2 separate regions of the Homo sapiens genome follow, and region 1 is linked to region 2. A link is a contact called in ENCODE Hi-C or POLR2A ChIA-PET data. All regions are on one chromosome and are shown on one strand. The core of a region is the stretch at or near the end of the contact, and the rest is flanking DNA. Distances in the headings are between cores, read along the strand shown. Region 1 overlaps MYO18B (myosin XVIIIB). Region 2 holds the start of MYO18B-AS1 (MYO18B antisense RNA 1).

Evidence for each region. Hi-C counts contacts between places; a loop is a spot of excess contacts on that map. ChIA-PET counts read pairs that join two places held with the same protein, here RNA polymerase II (POLR2A).
Region 1: a loop to region 2 is called in a map of dorsolateral prefrontal cortex, with 2.1 times the contacts of the local background. The contact joins the enhancer-like site here to the promoter of MYO18B-AS1 in region 2. A Hi-C loop is called at or near these places in 4 of 168 maps with a recorded cell type or tissue (CD4-positive, alpha-beta T cell, aorta, dorsolateral prefrontal cortex and 1 more). POLR2A ChIA-PET finds 5 or more read pairs at or near these places in 2 of 52 experiments (H1 and WTC11).

What each region holds. Positions count from the first base shown.
Region 1 is chr22:25,937,984-25,944,403 of GRCh38, reverse strand. The region is part of intron 34 of MYO18B (myosin XVIIIB); the gene reads right to left. Among named protein-coding and RNA genes, the nearest start is that of MYO18B-AS1, 41 kb to the right of the region's middle. RefSeq lists enhancers at 646-1,182, 1,183-1,720. Within about 2 kb of position 1,288, at least 6 of the 41 ENCODE cell types and tissues checked have a DNase peak (open chromatin) inside an H3K27ac peak, as active enhancers do; they include dorsolateral prefrontal cortex, where a contact is called at or near this core.
Region 2 is chr22:25,896,137-25,902,752 of GRCh38, reverse strand. MYO18B-AS1 (MYO18B antisense RNA 1) reads left to right here and starts at 2,817. Exons shown (of 3, transcript XR_938086.3): 1 at 2,817-3,037. It overlaps MYO18B (myosin XVIIIB), which reads right to left. Exons shown (of 44, transcript NM_032608.7): 29 at 4,292-4,446; 30 at 17-140.

The sequences.
Region 1 (6,420 bases), core at 39-2,538, 43 kb before region 2:
GGCTCAGAGAGGGATGGGTCACAACTCACAAAACCCCCTTTTCCAGCCCCTGAGAAAAATGTATTCCTGCAGTTGGGCCCAGCAAAAGAGGGCTGGGGGCCCATTTCAGTCGGCAAATGGGAGGGATTGAGACACACTGAGAAAATTGATGTAGAGCAAAGGAAGGTAATTGGCCTTGTTAGAGCATAATGGACAGAAGAAGTGAGATGTCAGGCCTGGTCTTATTTTCCAGCAGGTAACTCAAGTGCCTCTGCCATGGCTAGGAGGTGGGTGATAGGGCTGCCCTGAAGGCAGGCAGGGCAAAACCAGCCCCTCTTTTGAGAAGTCAGAGGACTCATGAAGGAGAAGCACTTAAGCTAAGACCTAAAAGATGCAAAGGAAGGGCTGGTTGCGGTGGCTCACACCTGTAATCCCAGCACTGTGGGAGGTTGAGACGGGCAGATCACCTGAGGTCAGGAGTTCAAGACCAGCCTGACCAACATGGTGAAACCCCATCTCTATTAAAAATACAAAAAAATTAGCCGGGTATGGTGGTACATACCTGTAATCCCAGCTACTTGGGAGGCTGAGGCAGGAAAATTGCTTGAACCCGGGAGGCAGAGGTTGCAGTGAGCCGAGATCGCACCATTGCACTCCAGCCTGGGTAACAAGACCGAAACTCCGTCTCAGAAAAAAAAAAAAAAAAAAAAAAAGGAAAGAAAGAAACAAGATGCAAAGTAGATGGCCATGTGCAGAGCGCACTGGGCAGCAGCAATAGCAAGTGCAAAGGCCCTGAGGCAGAGACAGGAACTAACGGTGGTGCTGAGGAACAGAAACCTCACTAGTGCGGCAGGGCAGCTGCACAGAGAAGGAGAGGAGGAGGAGATGCTGAAGATGTGGACGCGGGTCACATCTCTGAGGCTTGTGAGCTGGGCTACAAAGCTTAGATTTTATTTCAGTCTGCCAGGAAGCCATGGATGGTTTCTAAGGAGGTAGGTGGCCTAATCTCCCTCTGGCTGCTGTGGGGAGGGTGGGACCAGATTGCAAATAGGGCAGCCAGTGAGGGGATCGCCATGGTCCTGCAGGAAGGAGGCGGTGGAGGTGCTCCAGCCGGGGTGGAAGGGGTGGAAGTGGAAAGAAATGGAAGAATCGGCACAGCAGGGCATGCAAACAACAAAAGGTCTGGGCGGCAGGAGCAGATGGGCCATCAAGGGAGATGATGTCAGATAACTAATGGTGGAAGAGGAGGCCTCACGCAGGGCCCCTCTGCCAGGCCAAGGAGCTGGGCTGGGAGCCAGGAGGCAAGAGAGAGTCATTGTAAATAAAGCAACAGGGCAAAGCAGAACACGATGACACAGTTCCCATCTGCCCAGCCCCTACTTCAGCAGAGGGTTTCAGCAGCATGATCCCGCCAGTCCTCGGAGCCCCTGGAGAAAGGAGACTCTATTTTTATCCCCATTTTATAGATGGCATAATGGTGCATGATCCAGAAATGCTCTTTCCTTTCCCTTCTTTCCTTGGAGCAAGCAGAGAGAGGGACGACTTATCCCCAGAGAGAGATGAACACAGACAGCAGTCAATGGAGACAGCTGCTGGCCTTCTTAGCTCATACTGGGCTGGAGATAGGATTATCTTGGCCCTGATGGTTTTGGCATTAGCAGTCCCACCTGCTACTGTTGCTTGGGGACCATGTTCAAGGCACTGTGCTTTCTCTGCCTTGCTTCATGACAGCCCCACAGCACCTCTAGGAGAAAGGTGCCACCATTAGGACCTTTTGATAAAGGCGGACTCTGAGACACACAGAGGGGAAGTGACTTGTTCACCATCACAGAGCTGGTCTGTGGAGAGCCTGCTTGCTCCAACGCCAGAGCCCAAGCTCTTAACTACTGAGCTTCACTGCCCCTCATAGAAAGCCACTCACTGGGAGGTCTGACCACACAGACGGAATGGATCAAAATAAAGAGAGAGCTCTGTTGCAGAGAAAACAGCTCAGTGGTTTCGTGCTATAACGGAAACCTCTTAGGCAGCATCAGGAGAGCCTGGACTAAGTTGGGAGTCTGTAAAATGACAGAACTCGGAGTTTGAGCAAATGTGGTGGAAATATGCATCATTCCTGGAACCTGCCAGGGATGAACACATTCATTCCGAAGGACAGAGGAAGGAAACCAACGTTACCAACACTAAGTGCCAGATTTCACTGTGTGTGTGGTTCAGAGCTTGGGCACTGGAGCCAGACCTGAGGCAGTCTGCTTCTGCCAGCAGCACCGTCTTGCTATGCCTCAGTTTTCCTCCTCTATAAAATAGGGATGGTTCCATCACAGGATGTCTGCAGGATACATGGATGAAAACATGCAAAGTGCTTACACAGTGTCTGGCAGTGAGAAAACATTACAAAATGGTAACAATTGTCGTTGTGAGCTCCTTTCATCCCTGGGAAGTGGGAATTTTTAACTCCATTTTAGAGAGAAAGAAAATGAAGCGGAAGCCAAAAGAATGGGCCAAGTTTACACAGTCAGGATAAGCAGGGCCTCAGCACTGACCATCTTGAGGAATTTTAGCCTTCCTGTTCCACTGGGATGGGTAGAGGGAGGTCAGTGTCCCAGAGGCACACAAGTCAAGCAGGTCTAGATTTTAAGAGGATCTGGATAGACCAGACCAGGCATTTCCCAGCCCAAGACCTCCACGGGGCAGGCCCCAGGCCGCTGCTGACAAGCTGTCTTCATGCTGAGCTTTAAAAGTTTCAATTTATTGCACTTTAGGGAGCAGAAAGAAATATGGGGCCACCTCTGGCTGATTTTTTATTATGGATGACCCAGCATAAGAAGAATTCACTGCACATTATTTCCATACGGAGGCTGTTTGACTGATGTTTTTATGAAGTCGGTGGCAAGTCATGTTAAGGACAGAGATCAGATCCTTCAGTGGCGCAACACTGGCCAGACTCGCCTTTGAAAATGCCTTCCCCTGAGGAGCTCCAGGAAGAGCCATCAGAGAGCAGTGGGTAGTAAAGGTGGTTGGGTTGACAGGCGACAGGGAAGAATTATTGATGTTCACTCTCCAACCCTTGTGGCCAGTGTGACAATGAGGACCTGAGGTGACAGCTGACACTTCCCACCTTTCGACTCTGAGTAATCATCACGTCCCCATGGACAAGGCCTCTCAGGGGTGGAGAGGTTTAGGGTGAGATGAAGGTCCTGCAATTTCCATCTGTCTCCCGACCTAGTGTGGGCTGGATCCCAATAGACCCTCAACAACACATCTGATTTGATTTTAGTTTAAGTTCATTAGATTTTTGTTTCTCTTCCAATTTTTACTTTTTGTAAAATCAATAGAACAATGGCATGAGTATGTGGGTACAAAGCACCAAAACACTTTCAATAGCTAGAAAAAGCACCTTCCTCCGTGCGTACTAAGTCATTCTATTGTTCTCTAATTAAATCAGCCCGGCTTCCCCAGATCTGCTCGAATTCTGCAAGGCAGGCATCTACGGAGGGCTTCATTGCCTACTATTCCCTTGGGATAGGACCCTTCTTCTACTAAATAGTAAAATGTTCATTCCAAGTCCTCCCCATACTGTAGTTACAGAGGGAAACATGCTTCAGATCTTATGCATAAATTAAGTGCTGCTAAGCTTTGGCCTGGGGATATTTGGTGGGGCCCTGACTCTTCTGTGATTGTGGGTCCTGGAAGCCTGGAGTTCACAGGGGTAAGATGAGATGAGCTCCATCTAGGGTCAAAGAATGGGAGGGAAGGAGAGGTTGCATTCTCTCTATGTTCTCTACCACCGGGGGGATGTTTAACATCACACAGTATCATGTGGTGGTTAGGAGCAGACCCAAAGGTCAGGCAGAATTGGGATTTCAGTCCCAGTACCTCCATCTATGAGCCTGTGACCTTGGGCAGGTTACTGAACTTTGATTTTTCCCATGCGTATTAGTCTGTTCTCACACTACTAATAAAGACATACCTGAGACTGGATAATTTATAAAGGAAAGAGGTATACTGGACTCACAGTTCCACATGACTGGGGAGGCCTCAAAATCACGGCAGAAGGCAAAGGAGAAGCAAAGGCATGTCTTACATGGGTGCAATCAAGAGGGCATGTGCAGGGAAACTCCCCTTTATAAAACCAGATCTCGTGAGACTTATTCACTATCACAAGACCAGCATGGGAAAGACTTGCTCCCCAAGATTCAAACACCTCCCAGCAGTTCCCTCTCATGACACGTGGGAATTATGGGAGCTACTTTTGATTCAAGATGAGATTTGTGTGGGAACATAGCCAAACCATATCATCATCCAAAAAATGGGGGACAAAATGATTTGCGTTCATTGAGTAGGACTGCTGAGTACAGCTGTATCAGTTGTGCACTGTACAAGCCTAGGAGATGCCATGCACAAAGGTTATGAGCATGAGCTGTTACTCTGTGCCAGACACTGCTCTGAACACTTTTCATGTATTAATTCATCTAACTTTCAGAATAGCACTCCGAGGTAGGGTCAACAACCATTCCTGTTGTTATAGTTGAGGAAACTGAGGAATAGAGAGGTTGAGTGACTTACTGATGGTCATTCAAGTACTAAATGGCAGAGCTGGGATATGAACCCAGGTAGTCTGGTCATGAAGTTCCCACTCTGAGCCATTACCTTGCTCTCCCTTGGAAACAATAGTGCCCACTACAGACGCTCTGTACAAAAAATGTGGTATGGTACATGCCCAGCATCCACTTCCCATTCTTTTGAGAGAAGGACCCCATCTTCCCTGTGATAAATATCCATCTCCAAACATCCATGTGCTTTGATGGTGCAGATCCTGCTCCCCAAGCTCAAAGAGGGGCACATGACCCAGCCTACCCAATCAGAGCATCGCCTCCTGTTGGCCACAGTGGTTGGTTCTGTAATAACGACATGGTTGACACCAAGATTTTTGCTGAGACTATGAAAATAAAGTTCACTCTTTCTGAAGCAGGATAAAAGCTTGGAAAGTCTGGGCAAGATCGAAGAGTCTGCCTAAGAATACAAGATGGAACATGCTTAAGATATAAGCTGCTGTTGTATCTTAAAGCTGACCTAAGAGGTGGCAGAGACATAATCTTGATGACATGATTGGGGTACCTAGATCTAGCCAAACCTGAAGGCAGTCCTAGCCTCAGAACTTTTCAGATATTTTGGCCAATAACTTCCCTTTTTCTATGCAAGCCAATTTGAACTGGGTTACCACCCAAAACCCAGATACAAATGAGTGAATTAAAGGAGGTAATGCATACATGATGTTAGCCACAGAATAAACACTCAAAAGACATTGCTATCTGTCAGGCATGGTGGCTTATGCCTGTAATCCTAGCATGTTGTGAGGCCGAGGTGGGAGCATCACTTGAGGCCACGAGTTCCAGACCAGCCTAGGCACCATAGCTAGACCTCATCTCTATAAAGAGCAAAAAATTAGCTGGGCATGGTGGAGCGCCTGTAGTCCCAGCTACCCAGGAGGGTGAGACAGGAAGATTCCTTGAGCCCAGGAATGAAAGGCTGCTGTGAGCTATGATCACACCACTGCACTCCAGCTTGGGCAATCCCATCTCTTAAAAAAGCAAAACCAAACACTTCCATAGTGTTAATTGATGCTAATCTACCAAAAAAGTTGGATCAAAGTGGTTCCACCCAAAACCCTGTGACAGAGTAACAATTATTTACTGTTTACCTGTTCTGTGTATGGATCCTTACCCATAGGAGGATCAATATTTCCCTTTCCCGATTACTCATCGAGGGGGAAAGAGGGAAGGAGATTTCTTCAACACTCACTACATTACGCACTGCGTGGCCACTTAAAATTCATTATCACTATAGCCCACAACAGCCCTGCAAGGAAGCAGTCAGCCTTCATTATTTCACAAATGAGAAAACTGCAGCCCAGGAAGAAGTGATTTGCCCAAGGTCAGACTTGTGTGCTAGTGGTTGAGACTCCAAACCCATGCCCTTCCTGGGCCACCCCAAAGACTCCTCTACACACTAGTCTCTGTTCCTGAGCTAAATCTAGGCATTCTCTCCCCTCACCCACCTCTGTTTCATTCAGTGTGAGGCCAATTGAGATTCCTATCACATATACATCAACTACAAACTGTTGAATAGCATTACTTCTCTATGCGAAGCCATCTGCCTGCTTTAAATACCTAGGTGAAATGTTTGCTAGGATTTGTTAAGCTACTAGATGAGTTGACTAGACATATGGAATGAGGTGTGGAGAGGAAAAATTCCAGTCTTTGGGCAGAATGGTTAGAACCTGGATTTCTGGGTCTGGTTGAACAACTGAGGGGATTTAAAAATAGTGCATCACAAACACCACAGGGAAAGCATTCTGGTTAAGAAATGGTGTCTTTGGAAGGCTATTCTCAACACATCCCAGGCCTTGACATCCCATCAGGGTACTTGAAAGAACCAACCTTC
Region 2 (6,616 bases), core at 1,568-4,067:
GTCCCCCATCCCTTACCTTCAGCTGCTGCTGAAGCTGGCCTAGCTCCCACCGGACACTGGTGTTCTCCTGGGTCACTTTCTCACGGAGACCCTTCTCAAACACTGACTCACCTAGGGCCTGGGCCAGCTGCAGGTCAAACCTGTGCAAAGCAGAGCACGTGTCAGGGCCCCGTAGGCAGGTGGGCAGGGGAGTGATTGAGGCAGGGGCAGGGAGGGGCTGCAGAGAGGCCGCTAGTTTCCCAAGAACCATTAGAAAGAGAGCAAAAGGAAGAAGAGAGATAGAGAAAGTATGAGAAGTTGGAAGTTTTTCTCAATGCTTTTACGTAAGGCTGTGGATGTAGGGTGGGAATCTGAAAAACCACAGAGCAATTTTTAGGGTTGAGGTAGACTTGCCACAGAACTATTCGATATACTTATAATTCTAGATTTCTCCCTCACCATAGTCATTCTGCCTGAATTTCCACTGTTAGACTGAGACTTCTGCTGCCCCCATCATCTCCCTACTAAAATGCTAATCTAAATGCTAACCCTAAAATCTAATAAAAATATATGGACAGGAATAAAAATAGAATAAAACTATATACAGATATAGAATAAAGGATATATTTTAAAGGTGGCCAGGCATGGTGGCTCACGCCTGTAATCCCAACACTTTGAGAGGCCGAGGAAGGAGGATCACTTGGGGCCAGGAGTTAAAGACCAGCCTGGTCAACAAAGTGAGACCCCATCTCTATTTTTAAAATTTTTAAACTTTAAAAATTTAAAATTTAAAATTACCTGGGCATCGTGGCATGCACTTGTAATCCCAGCTACTCTGGAGGCTGAGGTGGGAGGATCCCTTGAGCCCAGGAGGCCAAGGCTGCAGTGAGCCATGATTGTGCCACTGCACTCCAGTCTGGGTGACAGAGCAAGACCTTGTCTCAAAAAAAAAAAAAAAAAAAAAAAACCAACCCAAAAACCTGATCTATCTGGTCTGCCAGCATATGTCAAGGCCCCTTAAATCTACCAGGCCCCATTTGACTTCCAATATTTCCTGACCAATGAACAAACGAATGGATGTAAGTAGAATGAGGATATTCTACATTTCATATTTTAACATATTGTCTGGCTTATACTCTCATATGCCATACTAAAGCATGCTGATTATCAATAAAATGATGGACATTTATACATTCTTGTCCTCATTTGTTTCTCAAGCAGAAAACACAAAGACTAGTCAGTCCTACTGAAAGTCATCCAGGGAATTAATGCCTTGTTAGGGGCCCTCCTGCCCTTCTGTGATGACCACTGGGTGAGAAGCCCCTCCTGGATGTTATGTCACTCTGTTCAGTTGTCTCAGCCTCCTGGCAGTATCACAGGTGAGGAAACCGATAGAGAAGGCTTTGCCAAGCCTCAGTAAGGTGTGACTTTCAGTCACTTCCCCTTGGCCCAAACAGGAAGTCCCATTGTTCCAGAGATCTTGATATGGCAGAAGTGGGCATGGGGTTTGGCCTTTGGTGGCAAGAAAGTCTCGCTTATTATAAGACTATCCAGTGTTCCTTAATACTAGACTATCATTCAAAGTCTCAGACTTCTGAGAGACCCAATCATAATGGAGCCCTCCTGTTGGAACAGCTCAGGAGCTTTCTGATTGGCTGTTGGTGACATCATTCAAGGGGCACTATTTGCTGCCTCTGAATGGAAGCATTGTGATGAGGGTGATGATCCAGCAGTCCCAGTGTGTCAGGTCCTGGGCTGGGATCCATGTCGTCCTTACAACAGTTCAGCAAGAAACATGTTATTCGATCCATTCACTGAGGAGGAAACTGAAATCACTCGGAGAGGAGGAGTGATTCAGCCCCAAATTCCAAAGTGGTAGAAATGGACTTGGGCTTCCCTAATGTCTTAGCTAGTCCCCCATCTACCTGTCCATTCCTGGGACAGGTGAGGTAAGACAGTAGGGACCAGACAGTAACTGATGGTGCAGAGGAGTCCTTGACTTAACAGGCCACTTGATGCCAAAGAATAGCTACTACAAACACCAGCTCCTAGCAAACAGCCCACACTGACCAGCCAATTGCCTGAGGCCAGATAGGTTTGCACACAACCTTCAATCTGTTAAGAAAGGGCCTTGGGTCCAGCCACCCTTGAGTGTGGGAATCAGTGAGTCTAGCACAGGGCTTACCCGGAATTTCATCAGCCCTCAGAACCAAGCTTTGTGACCCATAGGGTAATCATGCCACAAACAATCCAACCAAAATGAAACCATCCCAGGCCACTCTGAACTTAGAAGCCAAAGCGGGAAACAGAGAACTCTACCAATGTGGAGGCATCACTCTATCCTGGGCCCAGCAAACTCAGGAGGCAGCTGCATCTACATTTCGATTAAGCATCGAGAGATGCAAGGAAGTATTACTGACTTCTAAATTTTCCCTTCACCATAGTCATTCTGCCTGAACTTCCACAGTTAGACTGAGACATAAAATGCTAATCTACCTGGAAAGGTAATGCCTGCTATCTGCAATTGGCATCAAAACATAAATTAGCTTCTGCCTAGAGATGGTAACAGAGCAGAGGGCATCACAAGAAAGCTAAGTTTTGAGAGGAGGGCATGCAAATATGAAGAAATAGGAACTTTGCTTGGGGGGTATCCTGGGGAGATTCATAAGTGCCTGGAATGAGGGATTCTGTCCAAAGGGAAAAGGAAAGACCAGACAGATGGAATTTTCTGGCTGCACAAACTCCAGAGGCTGGCCCCTTACTCATCAGAGAGTTGAAACCCTCAGTTAGGCCTCTCAGAACAGGAGTAGAACCCATAGTTGGGGGCCAAGAGGGTCACAGCTGGGAGAAACTTGGGGAATGATGGAGTCCCAACCTCTTGTTTCACAGACAGGGGTATATGTCAGAGCCATTCTTCCAGATCAGATGACCTGTTAAACTGAGACTTCTGCACCATCTGAACCATCAGTCACTCTCTGGCCCAGAGAGGTGGTGTTATTTGCCAAGGACACACAGCAGGTGGCCAAGATGGAGCCAAGCCATTTTCCCCACTGCAGGGGTAAGGTTCAGCCAGAGCACCCACAGGGAGGTGGAAAGGGGAACAGAGTGAGATATCAATAAACAAAAAATAAATCTTTCTTATTTTGGGGATGCAGAGCACGCTAACAATCCCCCAAAGACCTTTGTCAGATGAAGAAGCCAGCTCAGGAAAGCTGTAGGATAAATAAGATAAATAATATTTAATGCAGATCAAGTTCAAAATCTATGCCACCTCCATGGAAATATAATTCTCCTTCCTACTTCTTGGAAAGGAGGCAGTTTCCACAAATTCACATCTTGGCTCACACAGGAACATTTTTCTGTATTTTATCATGGGCCTTCTAAAAGAGGCTGCTTCCCACCTATTTGCCTAGTATGACATCTCCATTAGGACTTGGCTGGCTCAAAACAGGACCCCTGTATACCTTTCCCCTCACCGAGTGAGCTGGAGAACTTTAGACACAGCCAAGGCGTCCAAGCATCACAGGTTCTGAGGTTTTGCATGAAGAAGCCTATGAGTGTGCGAATCTGGGTACAAATCCAGGCTCCACCATCGCCTCACTGTAACAGCAACCCAAAGGGAATGCAAATATGGGAACCACACCGTGCAGATTCAAGATTAGCATCTTGCTGGTGCACAAGGCCCAGTCTCTGCCAGAATGGCTCACGTGATCTGAGAGTCCAAGTCCTAAATGAGAAGGCCATATTTTGGCCTCCTCCTTATTCTCTAGCCCAATTTTCACCAACAGGAAGAGGAACCAGGATCAGTCCACTTAGATGTACTGACTGCATCATTTAGTCCTCAGCACAAGGGGGCGATCTTATCACCAACCTACGGATAAGGAATCTGGCTGGGAAGGACTGAATGACCTGCTCAAGGTCACACATCTAGAAAGAGGCACCTTTAGGACTTGAATGAGATGACTTTTATATCAATGCCTGGGCTCCTAATCGCCATGCTGTCTTGACCGTCTGCAACAAACCCTTCACTCGACAAATGGGGATGTTAAGGCCCAGAAAGGCAAAGAAAGTTCCCCAAGGTCACAAGATCAATTGGCCACATAGTTGAGGCTGGCTAAGAGAAAAGAATAATTTCTTGCTGGATTCTTGGGAGAACCATACAGGAATAAGGTGTGACGGGACAGGGAGGAAGATTAGAGCAAAACAAGGGAGTTGAAGTGAGGGAGTTAGGAGAACCTGGATACCCCAGAAAACGCCAGCTCCAATGTAGCCCACCCTGGCAGCCCAGGTGATGGTGAGAGATGCAACTCACTTCTTCTGCTTCTTCTCCAGCTCATGGTTTCGACTTTGTTGGTTCTCTAGCAGGACGCAGGTATCCTCAAGGTCACAGGTAAGATGGTGGCACTTCCTCTTCAGTTGGTGAGCCATCTTCTTGGCCCCGTCATAAGCACTTTGCAACTCCCCAAGCTGTAAGAGTAATAGAATGAATTACCCGGCTCTGTGGGCATGGAACGAGCTTTTTACTTTGTATTTCAAGGAGTTGCTATTTCCAAGGTGTGTAATGAGAAAACAGCAGATGCTGGAATGGGGAGACCCTGTCTTGACTACCTTCCTCCAGGGTCACCTCCAGGAAGCTACTTTTCTGAGCCTCAGTTTGCTCAGAGGTAAAGTGGGGATAATTCCATCAATCTCTTAAGGTTGATTTTACTTTTGCTCAATAAACCTCCAGCCAATGCACCCACAGACTTTACCTACCCTGCCTCAACTTGATGACCCCTGAGCCACCGGATAACTCATATCCCCACCAGCCGACATGATCAGAAGGGATATGTGAGGATTAGCCACAGAGCAGCCAAAATGACATACCTAGAAAATCTGACCCGGAATCCCAAGTGACAAGCCTTAAAGGTTAAAGCAGCAAATGGCACTTTGCATGGACTGAATTAATACCAGAATGCACACGGCCTTAAACAAACAAAAGTCAAGACTCTTGCATCTTCCTCCAGGAAACACTCTCCCAAATGTCCTAGTTTAGATCTGGGAAAGAGCACGCAACTCAGCACACTGGCTTTGAAGAAATGGCCTCATTAAAAAATTGCTTTAAATAAGCAAAACTCTGAGTTAATGAAGCCTGTAATTCTAAATTCAGTATTTGAAGGCAAATGGGATGTTCTCTTATATTCTGCTGCTCAGAAAAGGTTGCTGTTTTATTACTTTTTAATGTAGCATAAATATCCCCCTTCATCAGGGAAACTGACTCAACTTTATAATTTGTTATTAAAGAACTGGGCTGCTTTCCTGCAGTTGTCCATCTGTGTTTATCTATGGTTCAAGATGTCTCTTGAGGACCACGATGCAATGTTCACCTTGAAAGCGACCACTAAAATCATCACCATCAGCATAGAGGATATCAAGAGTCACTTCCATTGTTTATAAAATCCCATGTGATCTCACCCAGGCCCACCTCTGCAAGGCAATCACATGATACTTTTTGCTCACGTTGAGAATAGAATAGATACACAAATATAACCTCCACCCTATGGCTCCGATATCGAATGGGAGAGACTATGAAGTGAGTAGGTAATTACAATACAACATGATGAGGCCTATGTTTTGGAAGACAACTCAGGGACTCCCAACCCAATCTGCGTCAGCAAAGACTTTCTGGAGAGAGTGACATTTAAGCTAAGATCTTAAGAATAGTTGGAGATATCTAGGCAGGAGAGAAAAAGAAAGATTGCTCGGGGAAGAAGAAATAGCACATGCAAAGTCCCAGAGGTGAGAAAGAATCAGGCATTTTTGGAAGGAGAAGAAAAAAAACTGAGTGTGGCTGGAATCAGTGGTGTGCCAGAGTCAGCTGGTACCGACTTGAAAGAGATGCACAGAGCTAATTCTGTGCATCCCTTTCAAATTCCATGTTAGTGACATCACAATGGTAGTTTGAAATTGGCCATGGTGGGAGTATTTACACCAGGGAAATTGGCAAGTGCTACAAATCAGGGCTTTTTGTTTTTTTCCAGGGAGCCATTTACTAGCACACCATTTGTTAGAGTGTGAACTGGTTAGAATGTAGACGAGGGATAGTTGGAGGCCACAGAAGACAAGCAGAGAGACCAAACTATCTGTACATTCATCTAGAAAGGCTAGATAAAAATATATTATATATAGATAAGATTGCATTAGATTTGTAATGTTACCTTCAAGAAAGAAGGAAATTTCAGGATATCAGAAATGCAGAGGACACAAAGCCCTAACAGTAATGGTACATACTAATATTATGGCGGCCAGGATGAGGGGGAAGAGCAGTTGATAGATCCAGAAGTGTCCTTTAGGATAGAGGTTTGTGTTTCAATGCCCAGACAGAGACAGGAGACAAGGCTCTGGGCTCATGGAAGGTGAAGAGTTGGAATGAAGACCGTTGCATTGACAAACCCCTCAAAGAACTGCATGCACCTCAGTGAGAAGAGAAAATAAAAGCTCCACCTGCTGGCCTGGAAGGTGGTAAGAAAGCTTGCTTTCACCCTGGATCTAGGTGGGGCAAGAAGTACTCTCGTAAGAATTTTAAACCCCAGGTCTAAGCCTCATGTGGGTTTAGAGATCCAATTGACAATTTTTACATGCCGCAAAACATCTGAGA